5 separate regions of the Homo sapiens genome follow, and all the other regions are linked to region 3. The links are chromatin contacts, found by Hi-C or POLR2A ChIA-PET in ENCODE. All regions are on one chromosome and are shown on one strand. The core of a region is the stretch at or near the end of the contact, and the rest is flanking DNA. Distances in the headings are between cores, read along the strand shown.

Region 1 (2,717 bases), core at 172-2,671, 8.3 Mb before region 3:
TTCCCATTAACATTCATGAGGGCTAAGCAGCCGAAGTCCTACATATCAAGCAGGGAATATATCCTTTGTCTGCTGATGAGAGAACGTCTCAGTGATAAATGGTTACAGACAGGGGTGTCATGAGGGCAACAACACACAGAACAATTCAGACAAACTTTTTAAAAAAGTCTTCTCCTGCAGTTTTTTTTTGTGGCGCTGGGAAGCACAGTGCCTATCCCTGCTAATAAAAGAAAACTATTGCAATGCAAAACTCCTAACCTTTGCAGAGGCACTTACCAGAAAACCAAAAACATACTCTTTGAAAAACAATTTAAAACCAAGCTTCAAAGGCTTTCTAATGTATAAATATTCAGACATTCTGAAAAGCACTGCTCTGCACCCTGCACCCCAGCTATTTGTGCCTAAAATGGATATTGTCGTAACAGTTAGCATGGTTGTCAAAGTGCAACGTCTCTAATATCAACACTGAGAGACATCAGACTCATTAAAATGCTTTACATTCATTAATTAGGTTGGTGCAAAAGTAGTTGCGGCTTTTGCCAAAGTCATACATAAATTCAAACACATTATGATACTCATTTAACACATTTGTGATAAAAATCATGTATGAAGTCATGAGTTTATTTAATAAGCTAATATTCCATAGAGTCCAATGGTGACTACCAATGACTCAGTTAATTTTCAAACCAAAATAAGTTAGATTACAATTTGTTGACTCCCTTGACTCCTCGAGCCAGGGAAAACATTTCCTGGGGCCTGACTCTAGGTGGCTCACTTCCCTCACCTAAAAACAGGAAGGGTGAGACAACCCCCTCCAACCCTCGTCCTCGGTCCCCCAAGGATTTCTCTCCAGAATTCTGCCTCTTCTGCAGCAGTCTGGAGTCTTCAGCATGAAAAGGGTAACAAACATGGCGCAATTTTCTGAAACCGTGATGTCAACAGTGTTTTTGAGGTGTCCTTTCCCACCCTAAAGAAAATTCGAGATGCACAGCAAGAAAAAAATGCAAGACAGCTCCCCGACACATCCTGAGCCACGCCTCGTCCTCAGGGTGCACCCGACAGTCTCTGCCAGCGCAGTGTGGACGCTGGACAAAGACGCAGCCAGTAGGTCGCTGGTGGTCGCGGGTTGGATCCGCTGACTTGGCCACCAAATCTTTTCCTCGGGGAGTGAAGCGGCACGGAAGGAGCGGAGTCAAGGGCGGGGCTGGGGATTGGACCCGCCCCCGGGCCCGGGGATTGGACCCGCCCCCGGGCCCCGGAGGAGTCCCTGCGCCTGCGTGCCGGGCGTGGACCTGTGGTTGGACTCCCCCGTTTTGGGCTGCCCTCCGCGTCCTCCCCCGCCCCTTCCCACCTCCGCCCACTTGACGCGATGACGCATCTCAGGTTTGCGGACGTGGCGGCGGCGTACGGCCCGGAAGGCGGAGACGTTGGCGGCAGAGGCGGAGGCGGACGGGGTCAGCCCAAAGCAGAGGCTCGGCCATGAACTTACCCGGGACAGCGGCGGCGGCGGACCTTTTGGCCATCTTCTCGCAGAGTGCTCCCTGCTAACGGGGACAGGTAAAGATGGTGGCAGGAGGTGAGGGTAGCCCGGTCCAGGAGGGCGGGGTTGAGCCCCAGCTGCGTCCTCACGGGAGGCGCTGAGCCTCGGCCACAGGTGTGGTGGGGGCTGCAGGGCCGGGCTCGGCCCGTGTGGCGGACACCCCCGAGACAGGGAAGAACTTCCAGACCAGCCCTGCCAGGCCCTCTTGTCACACTGTCGGGGAAACTGAGGCTCAGAGGAAGGACGCCTACCTGCTGGATTACCTGGGCAGCTAATTTCCCACCCAAACACAGCATTTCTCCCACGACTTTATGTTGGCGTGAAATATTCGCTGACGGCATCTTGTCACATCGTTCAAGTGTCATGCTGTGACAGAAGACTCTGAGACGTAATCTTCGCTGACGATAGCAGGGAAAGAAAAACTTGACGTGTGGAATACAGAGGGAGGAGGTAGTTAAGTTTTAAAAAACAAAATTGTCCCTGGCAGCGGATAGGGTGCCTTTGATTCTGTCCCTTTGCAGCTTTAACTTGTGCCCTGTGACCCTCTTATTGCACCTTGCTTAGTTAAAGAAGGTCAAGGCGAAACACCCAGCAGCCATTCTACAGTACGAAGGTGTTTGGGAAACCGTTTTCAGTTACAGACTGAGCTGAAGAATGCTTTAACACTGTTTTGTGGCCCCTCGTAATCTAGGTAGCACGCAGGCTTGTTCCAAGTTTCTGAAAGGGAGTTCGTGCCTTTTTCCTGCTCTAAGAGAATTAAGAGAGGTGAATAGAATTGAGCCAGATGACTTAAATATTATGTATTTTCTAATCTCTGAGTAGTAGACTGGAGTGATCGCCTGGGTCAGTCTGTTCACTTCGGTTGAAGACACAGCCAGTTCTTGATCATTCAGAATACCCAGATTTGTAACACGATAGTCAGCTGCCTGCATTTCATTATAAAGGGGAGTGGAGAGATAGTGAGACAGGTGAAGTTCTGACCTTTAAATTATATTTAGAAATATATCGTGGAGAGAGGTTGATAGAAACAAGTATCTAAAATGGCTTTGGGGCATTGCTTAGTGATTTTCAGTTAGCTGCACTACTAAGCCAATTTTGAAGTTCTAAGTACAAATTATTAGGGTGAAACTGTCTAACAAGACACATAAGTAGGTCGGTATAGCCAAGTGTAAATTGC
Region 2 (2,700 bases), core at 41-2,540, 6.8 Mb after region 3:
CGGCCTCAGGTGATCCACCCACCTCGGCCTCCCGAAGTGCTGGGATTACAGGCGTGAGCCACCACACTCGGCCAGCGTTTTCCCTTAGACTCGAAATTTCGCTCCTATCGTCCCATCCTTGTAGTAAGAAAGTACTCTTTCTAAGGTTTAATAACAAATTTTACTCTTGGCAATTACAAGGAAATCGACTATATTAAAATAGCTAACGAGAGGAAATTACTGAAGCTACAAAGTCAAAGTCTCATAATCAAAGTTATCCTTGACAACTGACAAGAGTTGTTAGATCTTCTATTGGTCTTTCTGCTAATTCAACCCTAGTCTTAAAACAAAAATAGCCTCCTATTGCCTAATCCCTTGTACACACAAAACCACTGCACTTCGGTATTTCTAATACGAGAAAGTTTCTATATATCCAACCTTTCCTATCTTTGAGGGGCAGGCATGGTTAACGTGGTTCTCAGTAAGATATTCATTTACAACCAAGAGAAAATCCCAGGCTATCATCTCACATTCTTGTTTTACTTTAAAAACCTTTCTAACGTCATTTATTCTCTGACAACCTCAAAATTACTTTCTACAAAGCAAACTCTAGAAATCTAAAAATGCGAAGTGCGTGCTTGTGAGAAGGTACTAAGGAAATTCTTCCTTTAAACGTCAAATGTGAATTCTAACTTCTAATGAGTAAGACCCTCGAGATTTACAGCGGTGGTCTGGTGGAAAGAAAACCCTTGGCACTAGTAGCTCACAAAACCCCAGCCCATGGTTGAGGCGGAAGCGGCCAGATGCTCCCGGGCTTTCGACAAGCCGCCCTGGAAAGCAGGCCCGTCATCTTCAGCGGAAAGCTCTCTCACGTCTGGGCCCGCAAGCCCGGAGGGTTCGTCATAAACACACAAGGCAAGGATAGAAGCGAGGCCGAGGGGCTGGTCACGCAACTGTCAAACGAAGCCCACCCACCGACTGACAAGGCCCCAAGGGGACAAGCGATCCCCGCGCGGGATACTCACCCGTTACCTCAGGATCGCGACTACAACTCCCAGGAGGCTGCGCGAGCGACGGACCAACGCCCTTCCCAGAATGCAGCACAGCTGCATCCCTACCCCGCCCTCTCCTTTCTCCGCTCCTCCTGCTTTTCTACCCGTCGTCACCCGGGAGAGCCGGAGGTAGGGTTCGGGAGGAGGATCCCGAAGGCTCGGCGTGTCGCGTCAGACGCCGGGAGGGGGACGGGGCGGGGAGTAGTGGGGGAGAATGGGAGGACGAAGGGGAGGGGAAAGGACAGGGGAGGGGAGGGTAAATAGTGGGCCAGGCAGGAAGATGGCGGCGGTAGCGGAGGTGTGAGTGGACGCGGGACTCAGCGGCCGGATTTTCTCTTCCCTTCTTTTCCCTTTTCCTTCCCTATTTGAAATTGGCATCGAGGGGGCTAAGTTCGGGTGGCAGCGCCGGGCGCAACGCAGGGGTCACGGCGACGGCGGCGGCGGCTGACGGCTGGAAGGGTAGGCTTCCTTCACCGCTCGTCCTCCTTCCTCGCTCCGCTCGGTGTCAGGCGCGGCGGCGGCGCGGCGGGCGGACTTCGTCCCTCCTCCTGCTCCCCCCCACACCGGAGCGGGCACTCTTCGCTTCGCCATCCCCCGACCCTTCACCCCGAGGACTGGGCGCCTCCTCCGGCGCAGCTGAGGGAGCGGGGGCCGGTCTCCTGCTCGGTTGTCGAGCCTCCATGTCGGATAATCAGAGCTGGAACTCGTCGGGCTCGGAGGAGGATCCAGAGACGGAGTCTGGGCCGCCTGTGGAGCGCTGCGGGGTCCTCAGTAAGGTGAGCAACCCCTGGTGCCAAGGGACCCCTGGCCAGACTCACCTGCAGCGAGGCAATCCGCTGAGGCGGTGGGGTGGGGCTGGCGGGAGGCGCGGAACGTGCCGGGGTGCGAGGCTGAGTGTTGCTGCAGCGACTAGGGATGAGGCGGGGATATAGGGGCACTGTCCTTGTTGCCCGGGGGCTCGTCGGGGGCAGCCGAGGACCAGGGAAAGGGTGTATAAACCTGAGATCCAGTTTGGGAGGCCAGATGCGCGCCGTGACTTGGGACTTAGGGCGGCAGCTGTCCCGGGTGTAAGGAATCCGGGTTGGGCTTCAGCGGTGTCCGAACGACTGGGCATGGGAGCGGTTCAAGTCGGACCTCTTAAAAGAGGTTGGTCTCTCTGAGGATGCCAAGCCGAGTAGGTTGGGGGGCACTGCGGACGCAACTCTTTCGACAGAAGCTGGAGCGACTCAGCTTGGTGTTGAAATTTGAGGTGTTGAATTCTGCTAGGTTAGATGTAGTGAGACAGATGAATGTGGAGGACTTTCTCCCTCACCCTGTACCTTAGTTCAGAATAGAGATATTGAATCGGCACATGATGGGTACAGGAAATATTCATAGTAACTTGGAACATGTGAGAATGGAGACTGATCTTTAGTCCAGGAAGAGCATTACTTAATAATAAAATATTTTTGCGGTAAGGGGTCGAGGGTAAGGAAAAGATGTTTTATCTTTTATATATTTTTTAAAATCCCTGTATCAAAATTTTAGCAAAGCAGTCATTATAGGACTGCAGGTGGATGATCTCTTGATATTACATAGTTGTGGGGATTTTTTTTTTAAGTTTTTGCTGTAAGAAGATTCACGTAGCCTTTTTGACTTCTCTCTCCCTTCCTGTTAAACTTTTTTAGAC
Region 3 (2,700 bases), core at 86-2,585:
GACCCCATCTAATGCCACACTACTCCTCAGTCACTATGCTCCCCTTCTTCACTGATCTTTCAGTTCTTAGAAAGCACTAGCCCATTCTACATCTGCACAGAGATGTCACCTTAAACTACCCTATCCAGAGTAGCCACCCCCATCCCCAAGTCACTATCACCCATCCAGCTATATTTTCTCTATAGCTCTACAGTATGTAAAAATCATCTATTTAATTATTTAATTTACATCTATCTAACTGGTCTGTCCTCTCACATTTAGAATATAAACTGTATCAGAGCAGAAACCTTCACCCTCTTAATTTAACCGCCATATTCCCGGTACCTACAACAGCGTCTGGCACATAGAAGGCATTTTTAAACATCCTTGCTGAGTGAACCAATATCCCAGAAACCTCTCACAGCTAGTTCATCTTACAGGAGAAACAGTATTAAAGAGTTAATTAAATGGCCAGGCGCGGTGGCTCACGCCTGTAATCCCAGCACATTGGGAGGCCGAGGCGGGCGGATCACTCGAGGTCAGGAGATCGACACCAGCCTGGCCAACATGGTGAAACCCCCTCTCTACTGAAAATACAAACATCAGCCAGGCGTGATGGTGGAAGCCTGTAATCCCAGCTACTCAGGAGGCTGAGGTGGGACAATCGCTTGAACCCGGGAGGCGGAGGTTGTAGTGAGCCAAGATCGCACCACTGCACAACAGCCTAGAAGACAGAGTGAGACCCTGTCTCAGAAAAAAATAAAAATAAAAATAAATAAATCTATAAGTAAATGACTCGCCAGTCAAAATAAACGGCAACTTTAGGGTTAAAGGCCCAATCTGGCTCCAAAGCTTGGGGTTTTAGTTACTACACTACATTGCTTCACTATATTTTACAATTTACTAGCTGCTTATAAGTATGAATTAAGGCTCAGAAGTCTAATTTTCCAGACTACTCGGAGGACTCTCGCCCCACTCCACTCCACAAAGATTCAGCTCAGCGACTCCTTCCTACTCTGACCTAGCCCCGCGTCCCGCTCTCAGTGGCTTGGGCAAGAGCGCCTGCGCGGTGAGCGGGTCCCATAAAACGCATTCTGGGATTGGTAGTCCATGTTCCTCCGGTCTCCAGCATTCAAAAGAAAAAGGGGGAAAAAAAACCATGCAAATTAGATATCTCTGAATTTCTTGCAAATTAAATAAGACGCAGATTCTGGCTCAGGAAAGTGATGCAAACGCGTCGTTTTCAAAGGAGAGACCCCAGCCTCGGGTCAGGCGCGGCGCAGACAGCGGCGCGGGGTCCTTGGCTGGGCGGGGCTTGCTCGCGGTGGCTTGTGGCTCCTTCCTGCGGTGCTTCTCTCTTTCGCTCAGGCCCGTGGCGCCGACAGGATGGGTGAGCTGTTGTGGCCGGTTTAAGGGCGCTGCAAGCGGGACTTGGGGTCTTGGGGACGGGCGGGCGGATGCGAATAGAGTAGGGCGGGGGATGCCATGGAGAGGCTCCATGGGGGAGGGCCGGGGAAGCGCCGCTCCAGGAGGCACGTGGTCCGGCGCGGAAGGGGCCCATGAGGCGTGGAGGCCGCCGAGGTCGGGGTACCGAGGGACGCAGGGAGGCCAGCGCTTCCTCCCGGGCATTCGAGCGGGGCCTCGTCCTTCGGGAGAACACATTCTCCGGAGCCCTCTTCGAACGTTTATTAGTCGGTTCAGGGCAACTTGAAGGCCAAATGTTTGGCCCACAGGCCAATAAATAGTACGAGAGCCAATCGGCTTAAGGGTTTATTCCAGGTGAGGCGAGTGTCTTAGAAGATGGGAAACACGTAGATGGCGTGTTTTTACGGAAGAACTAAAATATTTAATTTTTAGGCAAGTGTCGTGGACTTCGTACTGCTAGGAAGCTCCGTAGTCACCGACGAGACCAGAAGTGGCATGATAAACAGTATAAGAAAGCTCATTTGGGCACAGCCCTAAAGGCCAACCCTTTTGGAGGTGCTTCTCATGCAAAAGGAATCGTGCTGGAAAAAGTGTAAGTCCATTGCTCCCGTCAAGTTTTAGTTTATTATAGGAATTCGAGACATGAACTTACGAATTCTTGTTTTGAAAGTAATTGCAGGTTTTTGTGTAGTAGTATTCATTTGGGCATTGTGGGGTAAAATTGCAAAGCGTTTGTTCTATTTAAAAGTTGGTAAAATTAGTTTTTGGGAATTAGGTAGTTAAGGTTTTAATTTAACGTTGGCCTGGAAGGAATTGGAGAAGATACTAGCAATGATGAAGTAAAGGACACAAACACCTTTACTGTGGGAGTTGTTATAAGTAAATGGCACGTGTCAGCTATTGAACTTTATCGACTTGATAAAACTAAGGTGAAGAGAAGTGACTTGCATCAGAATTAATTGAGGTCATACACCTAAGATTGAGACATGAAACTGCCAGTATTTGACTGGTTTTGACTTTTTAAAATAATAATTTCATATAGTTCTATCATATTTGATGGTAGAGCCATTTTAACCCAGACTTTTTTTTTTTTTTTTTTTTTTTTTGAGACAGTCTAGCTCTGTCACCCAGGCTGGTGTGCAGTAGCGCAAGACTCCCTGCAACCTTAGCCTCCCAGGTTCAAGCATTTCTCCTGCCTCAGCCTCCCAGGTAGCTGGGATTACAGGCGCCCACTACCACACCAGCTAATATTTTGTATTTTCAGTAGTGATGGGGTTTCACCATGTTGACCAGGCT
Region 4 (2,700 bases), core at 145-2,644, 8.7 Mb after region 3:
ACCCAGAAAAGGCAATCTATAGGAAGCAGGAATAATTAAAGTGAAGGCTATCATATCGCACCATCTATTCAGCTGTACACAAAGGTTCTCACACCTAGCCAACCATTTTACAACACTTAGGAATAAATCTAGCACAGCCTTACAGTAGCCAAACCAAAAAGGATCATGCTGGCTTTGAGTGTCCATTTTTTGGCAACAGGAAATATTAAGGTGAAACTGCAAATACAAGTTTCCTGAAACCAAGTTTAAGATGACATTTAATCTATAACAATTATAGTTACGGATTTGATTTCCTGAAAGCCTAAAAATGCCAAGAAGTAAGAAACACAAAGCTAATATTCTAATGTAGAAGCTTAAAATTAAATTTACTTTAAAAGGTTTAAACAGTAGGAAAGAAAACTGTAATAAAGCAGTCCTGAAATTAAATTCAACACTAAAGTGGCAGAATAGGATAAAACTTTTAAATAACATGCAATCAAGCCAAAACATTTTTCCAGAACGACTCAATTGCAAAAGAGATTCAATGTTATCAGGTAAATGATTCCAGAGGTGCTGCTCATCATCTATTCCAAAAAGCCTGAAAACTTTACATTAGTAACACCACGATAAATAGGTGTAACATATATTTAAAAGGTGCTTTAATGAAATACAATGACCAATGATTGTATTTCACTGGTCTTTGGGAACACTCTTCTGTTCATTAAAGTACCTACCAATGTGCAGGACACTGCTCTAGGCACTGGGGCTATAATGGTGAATGAAATAAAGACATGGTCTGTGCCTTTGCTTACTCCAATATACTCCATTTTGGCTGGTGACTGGCACCAGATATTAACCTAGACTCAGCCTTGACGTGTCCTTTTCTTCCTCACTCCTAACATCCAAATAGTTAACAAGATCTGCTGATTTTATCTCCCAAATATTTTAAAACTCCATTAGGTTCACTTCACCTGAGGGAGCCTCGTAAGCAAAGGCAAAGATGGAAATGTGTCCATTGCCTTGGAGAGTTGCTGATTACTCCGGGAACTAACAACGGTGGACAGGAAAGGGTGTAATCGCAGAGAAGAACCTAGGTCGAAGCTTAATTGAGGGGAACTTGAGCCGGTTAAAGAATTTGGCCACTCTCCTATATAGCCTGGGAAGCCCCAGAAGAGCATGCCAGATTAACACAGGAAGGCCGGGTGTGAGTGTGGGCTTCCCTCAATGGGAGCCGCCTTCACCTACCTCCACTGAGCCCCAAAGGGTCCGACGAGACACCTCGACCCAAGGACAATTAATCGGACTGTGCCAGCTCCCTACCCTGCACAGTTCAGCAGCACTGGCGTAAAAATCACATGGACCCTCAAGGAGCCGGCGACACACACAGCGAACCGAACGTCGCGCGAAGATGACGTACCAGAGCACGCTCATGAGACTCACGCAGCCCGGCGGCGCAGAGGCGGGTCAGGTGGGCGGGGCGATCTGGAGTAGGAGGTGTGACCGGAGGGCGAAATTGGGGCTTCCTCTGCTCTGGTGACCCAGAACCGTCAACTGAAATGACCCTGTCTGTGTAGTACTCCGGCAGGATGGGCCTCGGAGCGTAAAGGCGGCAAAAACAAAAATATTAAAAAAAAGGAGAGAGGGACAAAAAAAAGAAAACCCGAAAGTTTCAGCTGCATTGCTGCGGAACGTTTTTTAGCCAGAAGGCGAAAGAAGAAATCGGAAGTGACGTCGCGGCCAAAACAAGCCCGGGCTTGGAGGCCTGTACTGAAGCTGGCCTCAGATGGGAAGGCCCGACTCGCTGTCTGCTGTCGTCGGTGGTCGCGAGACCTTGCACTCTCACCGGGTCGGCCTCCAGCCCCTGTGCCCGGGATCCGCTCGCCGCGGATGAGCGAGAGTTTCTTCCTGGGACTTTTCGGGCACAGCTGGCCGGTGGCGACAGAACGGACTTTCTTTCCTGCAAGAGTCTCCCCTCCAGCGGGAGACAGCGGGCTCCTGTCTCGGGACGCTGGGACACCTGTCGCCTGTGAGGCATCATTTATTTTCATAGCACCTTCCTCTCCTTGTAGAATAATTCCAGGATCAGGAAGAAACGAGGGGCTCCTGTTATTAGCATCCACAGGAACTAGCATAGCTGCCCACTTTATCTCCGTAGACTCTCTATCCCTTCATCCCTGGGCTCTGACAGATCGAGGTGAACCTAGCTATCGATTGCCTTACCCCCTTTTTCTCACCACCACCTCTTCTAAGTCCTGTTACCCCACTCCCCTCACCCCCGCCTCCCTCTCCTGTTCTTCAAAATTTTGGCCTACCAATCAACTTTGCTTCTCCTCTCGTTAAACTGCTGTGCCAAGATAAGCGTTCATTTTCCACCCACCCCCTTCGCCTAAGCACATTTGCTATTCTCCTCTCGAAGACCTGTAATTCCATCTATAAACCCTGATTTGTAACATGGAAGCTGTTTAGAGCTGGAAAGAATATTAGAAAGGCCTATTTCAACACCTTTTTATAATAGATGAATTTCAGAAAACTTGTATTATTTATTTGTCCAGGAGTGGCCAGCTAGTTAGTAGCGATGTTGGGAGTGGAAAGCCAGGTCTAATCAGCAAATGTTAGAAATAGAAAAGAATATGGAAAAAATTGTTAAAGTTAAGATCAGAAAACATTTATGGAGCACCTGGTAGGACCAAGTACTGTTCTGTGTGCAAAAATTAGTAAGAG
Region 5 (2,700 bases), core at 1-2,500, 5.2 Mb after region 3:
CCTAATAAACACCCCCAACCTTCCCCCAACTCCTCTACCCCCGCCCCCACCCCGGCACTCACCATCCTTCAAGTCCATGTGTGACCTGATTCTTCTGGGAGGTGAGACAAGAGCTGAGATACAGAAACTGTCACACTGACCCTCTGCGCTTGCAAAAAGGCAGAGGGTCTATTGAGCTGGTTAACACTTAAGCCGTCAGCTGATGGTAAGGCTAAAAGAGCACACTGTAACACACGCCCATTTGGGCTCCGGGAATCACGGGATCCTGCCCCTGGACACTGCCGTGGGGCTGGAAGCCCAGCGCCCCAGCTTTTGCACCCTGGCTCCTGCACCCGTCCGTCTGCATGCTCCACCTCCCATAAGGGGTTTCAGCAGGCAGAGACCGAACACACGAGCCACAACCCTGTTGCACGTCCTGCAAAGGGCTGTGGGAGGGCGGGGGCCGGGAGGAAATCAGGGAACTCTCCTGTTTCATTGTCACAAGACTTGCAAGGCTTCCTTAAGAGAGGGGTACACTTCCCCACCCACTGACAGCAAGTTTTGACCAATAGAAAGTGAGCAGAACTGAGGCATGCGGAATGTGAGTTTGGAAAGCAGCTTGTGCCAGTCATGTACAGGAGCTAATTGTTAAATTTCCAGGAACTTGGCAAGCCACTTGTTGGACTGTTTGTAGCTTGAAATCGGCCATTGTGGGAGCATTTACATCATAGAAATAGCAAACACTACATATCTGGACTTCCCCCTTCTCCCTCAAAGTTGGTTTACCAGCCCAGCAGGGAGCATGGCCCAGAAAAGTTGACCTTTCAGCCTGGAGTGAAGAAAACTGGTGGAGTACTGCCAAAGCTCCCTGCAGCCACAGTAATTCGCTTGAGAAATGGACCTTTAAGCCACTGAGTTGCAGGGGTTGTTCGTTACCTGAGCATCATCTAGCCAAAGCTGGTACACCATGCTGGTGTTTTGGTGAACACCAATAAGCGCCGCCTTCATCTGTCCCAACCTAGGTTGGAGGGATTTCTTCCAATAACTTGTGACATCATGCGCCTACAGCCTGCAAAGATGCAAACCGCGCTCTGAGACTCAGGCCCGGGAATTCAGGTCTTGGAAGGTTAATGCAAAGTTGTAAAACAATAGTTACATTTCAACCACACTCAGCTATTGCGTCATCTTAAAACCCTGGCCAACACAAATCTGTCGCTCGCGATCCTTGGCGGTTTCAGAGCGACTCCCCTACCGCTTTCGGGCGAAGGCCACACGTGACGGCCCCCCTTTCCCCGCAGACGTGTGAATGCAGCGCTGTGTCTTTAAGGGGCACGCGCGGAGGTTTTCCGTCCGGGACAAAATGTCAGCGAGGCGCCTGGAGGGGGATCTACCATCTCGGACTCCCGACCCGCCGCCGGCTCCGGCCGCGTTTCCCGGGTAAAGGGGTGAGTGTGGGCTTCCAGACTCGGTGGCGAGGCGGGCTGGGCCGGGCAGCGGGGAGCGCAGGTGAGCAGCGACCGCGGACGCCCCTGCCGGCCTCCCTGGCACCCGCGCGGGGCGTGCCCTTCGCTGGGCTGCCCTTCTCCGGGCCGGCTGTCGCGACTGTGAGAAAGCAGGTGGGCCCGGGATTCTGTGGCAAGGCCCCGCTCACCGTCTTCCAGTGCCTCATTCTTGCTCCTTCCCTGCACTCCTCTTTCGACAAGCTTGTTCGGAATGTGGAAATTCGTCACCACTCTCCTGCTCTCCCTTTATTAAAGTTGTCTGATTACAGTCTTTTCACTGGGCAAGTGACTGGACGCCCTGCAGTGGGTTCTTTCTGTAACTGGGACTTGCTTGATGTCGCCCACTTTCGGAGGGAGAAAGCGAATGCAAGCCAAAAGCTTACACCAGAATCCCCACCCCTCCCCCACCCCTCATGGCCCCCAAACAAAAGAATTTTCCGCTCCTTTCGGAGTCCGCTGGAGCAGTTTCTGTGATTTCTTGCACGAACCAAATGCCCGAGGCTTAGCAAAGCAAAAACCCCCTTGAAGGAAAAAAATAAATACTTACCACTAGTCGAATTTCTAATGAGCCAAGACTACAAAGATAAGGTGTTTAAGAGAAACAGTTGTAGAAACAGCTTAATACATTGACCTAATTAGGGTAATTATTTTCTGCTGTTTTTATTCATATGCTGACACCTTTTGGAGGCAAGAATAGCTTGAGGCAGCCAAGAATAAAAAAAAAAGTAGACAGCAATACGTATTATAAAAAGACCAAAAGCCCAAGCCAGGTAATTCTCAATTTAAAAATTAAATTAAAAAAATCTTTGAGTCACAAAGGCCTTCAAAGTAGGGCAGCTTTAAATTCCTATAACTCAGATTAAATTATGCATTTTTACAAGATAAAATGGATCACCACCTTAATCTTTAGGACCATATCTATTAAGCAAAGTAATGCAGACCTGAAATAAAGGTCCACTTTAAGGGCAGAACACTTCACAATTTTCATTTTTAAAAGTGCATTAATAGAGAGAGAGAGTGCTTCTCTGCCTTTTAGCTAATGGTAGAAATATCTAAGAGTTTGGCTTATGCCATTTAGGAAACAACTCTGATTCACCCCTTAATTACCTGTGAGTCCAGTGTATTTTTTACAGTCCACATATAACCTTTTTCTAAATTTTTACACATTTTACCATTTATTCCCCAACTCAGGTTTTACAGTTTGGAGGCATTTTTACTT

The links. Hi-C counts contacts between places; a loop is a spot of excess contacts on that map. ChIA-PET counts read pairs that join two places held with the same protein, here RNA polymerase II (POLR2A). Pooled maps may share reads with other maps.
Region 1: a pooled map shows a loop between it and region 3 (9-fold over the local background). The contact joins the promoter of LYSMD3 here to the promoter of RPS23 in region 3. A Hi-C loop is called at or near these places in 2 of 50 pooled maps.
Region 2: a map of CD8-positive, alpha-beta T cell shows a loop between it and region 3 (14-fold over the local background). The contact joins the promoter of CERT1 here to the promoter of RPS23 in region 3. A Hi-C loop is called at or near these places in 2 of 168 maps with a recorded cell type or tissue (CD8-positive, alpha-beta T cell and naive thymus-derived CD4-positive, alpha-beta T cell) and 6 of 50 pooled maps.
Region 4: a map of CD8-positive, alpha-beta T cell shows a loop between it and region 3 (18-fold over the local background). The contact joins the promoter of UTP15 here to the promoter of RPS23 in region 3. A Hi-C loop is called at or near these places in 2 of 168 maps with a recorded cell type or tissue (CD8-positive, alpha-beta T cell and naive thymus-derived CD4-positive, alpha-beta T cell) and 3 of 50 pooled maps.
Region 5: a loop to region 3 is called in a pooled map, with 5 times the contacts of the local background. The contact joins the promoter of ZBED3 here to the promoter of RPS23 in region 3. A Hi-C loop is called at or near these places in 1 of 168 maps with a recorded cell type or tissue (posterior cingulate gyrus) and 4 of 50 pooled maps. POLR2A ChIA-PET finds 5 or more read pairs at or near these places in 1 of 52 experiments (CD8-positive, alpha-beta memory T cell).

What each region holds. Positions count from the first base shown.
Region 1 is chr5:90,528,288-90,531,004 of GRCh38, reverse strand. LYSMD3 (LysM domain containing 3) reads left to right here and starts at 1,421. Exons shown (of 3, transcript NM_198273.2): 1 at 1,421-1,557. RefSeq lists enhancers at 765-1,024, 1,650-2,150 and a silencer at 1,135-1,384.
Region 2 is chr5:75,510,219-75,512,918 of GRCh38, reverse strand. CERT1 (ceramide transporter 1) reads left to right here and starts at 1,290. Exons shown (of 17, transcript NM_001379029.1): 1 at 1,290-1,807. The coding sequence starts at 1,712. It overlaps POLK (DNA polymerase kappa), which reads right to left and starts at 1,028. Exons shown (of 15, transcript NM_016218.6): 1 at 1,005-1,028. RefSeq lists enhancers at 734-1,113, 1,864-1,933.
Region 3 is chr5:82,276,989-82,279,688 of GRCh38, reverse strand. It overlaps RPS23 (ribosomal protein S23), which reads left to right and starts at 1,335. Exons shown (of 4, transcript NM_001025.5): 1 at 1,335-1,369; 2 at 1,837-1,996. The coding sequence starts at 1,366. It also overlaps the pseudogene ATP6AP1L. RefSeq lists an enhancer at 1,015-1,344.
Region 4 is chr5:73,564,437-73,567,136 of GRCh38, reverse strand. UTP15 (UTP15 small subunit processome component) reads right to left here and starts at 1,394. Exons shown (of 13, transcript NM_032175.4): 1 at 1,225-1,394. It overlaps ANKRA2 (ankyrin repeat family A member 2), which reads left to right and starts at 1,498. Exons shown (of 9, transcript NM_023039.5): 1 at 1,498-2,005. RefSeq lists enhancers at 1,129-1,683, 1,255-1,814, 1,825-2,034, 2,055-2,104, 1,684-2,238.
Region 5 is chr5:77,085,835-77,088,534 of GRCh38, reverse strand. It overlaps ZBED3 (zinc finger BED-type containing 3), which reads left to right and starts at 1,250. Exons shown (of 3, transcript NM_032367.4): 1 at 1,250-1,424. It overlaps ZBED3-AS1 (ZBED3 antisense RNA 1), which reads right to left and starts at 1,820. Exons shown (of 3, transcript NR_182763.1): 1 at 916-1,820. It also overlaps a transcript of PDE8B not described here. RefSeq lists enhancers at 1-387, 388-990, 991-1,592 and a silencer at 1,409-1,578.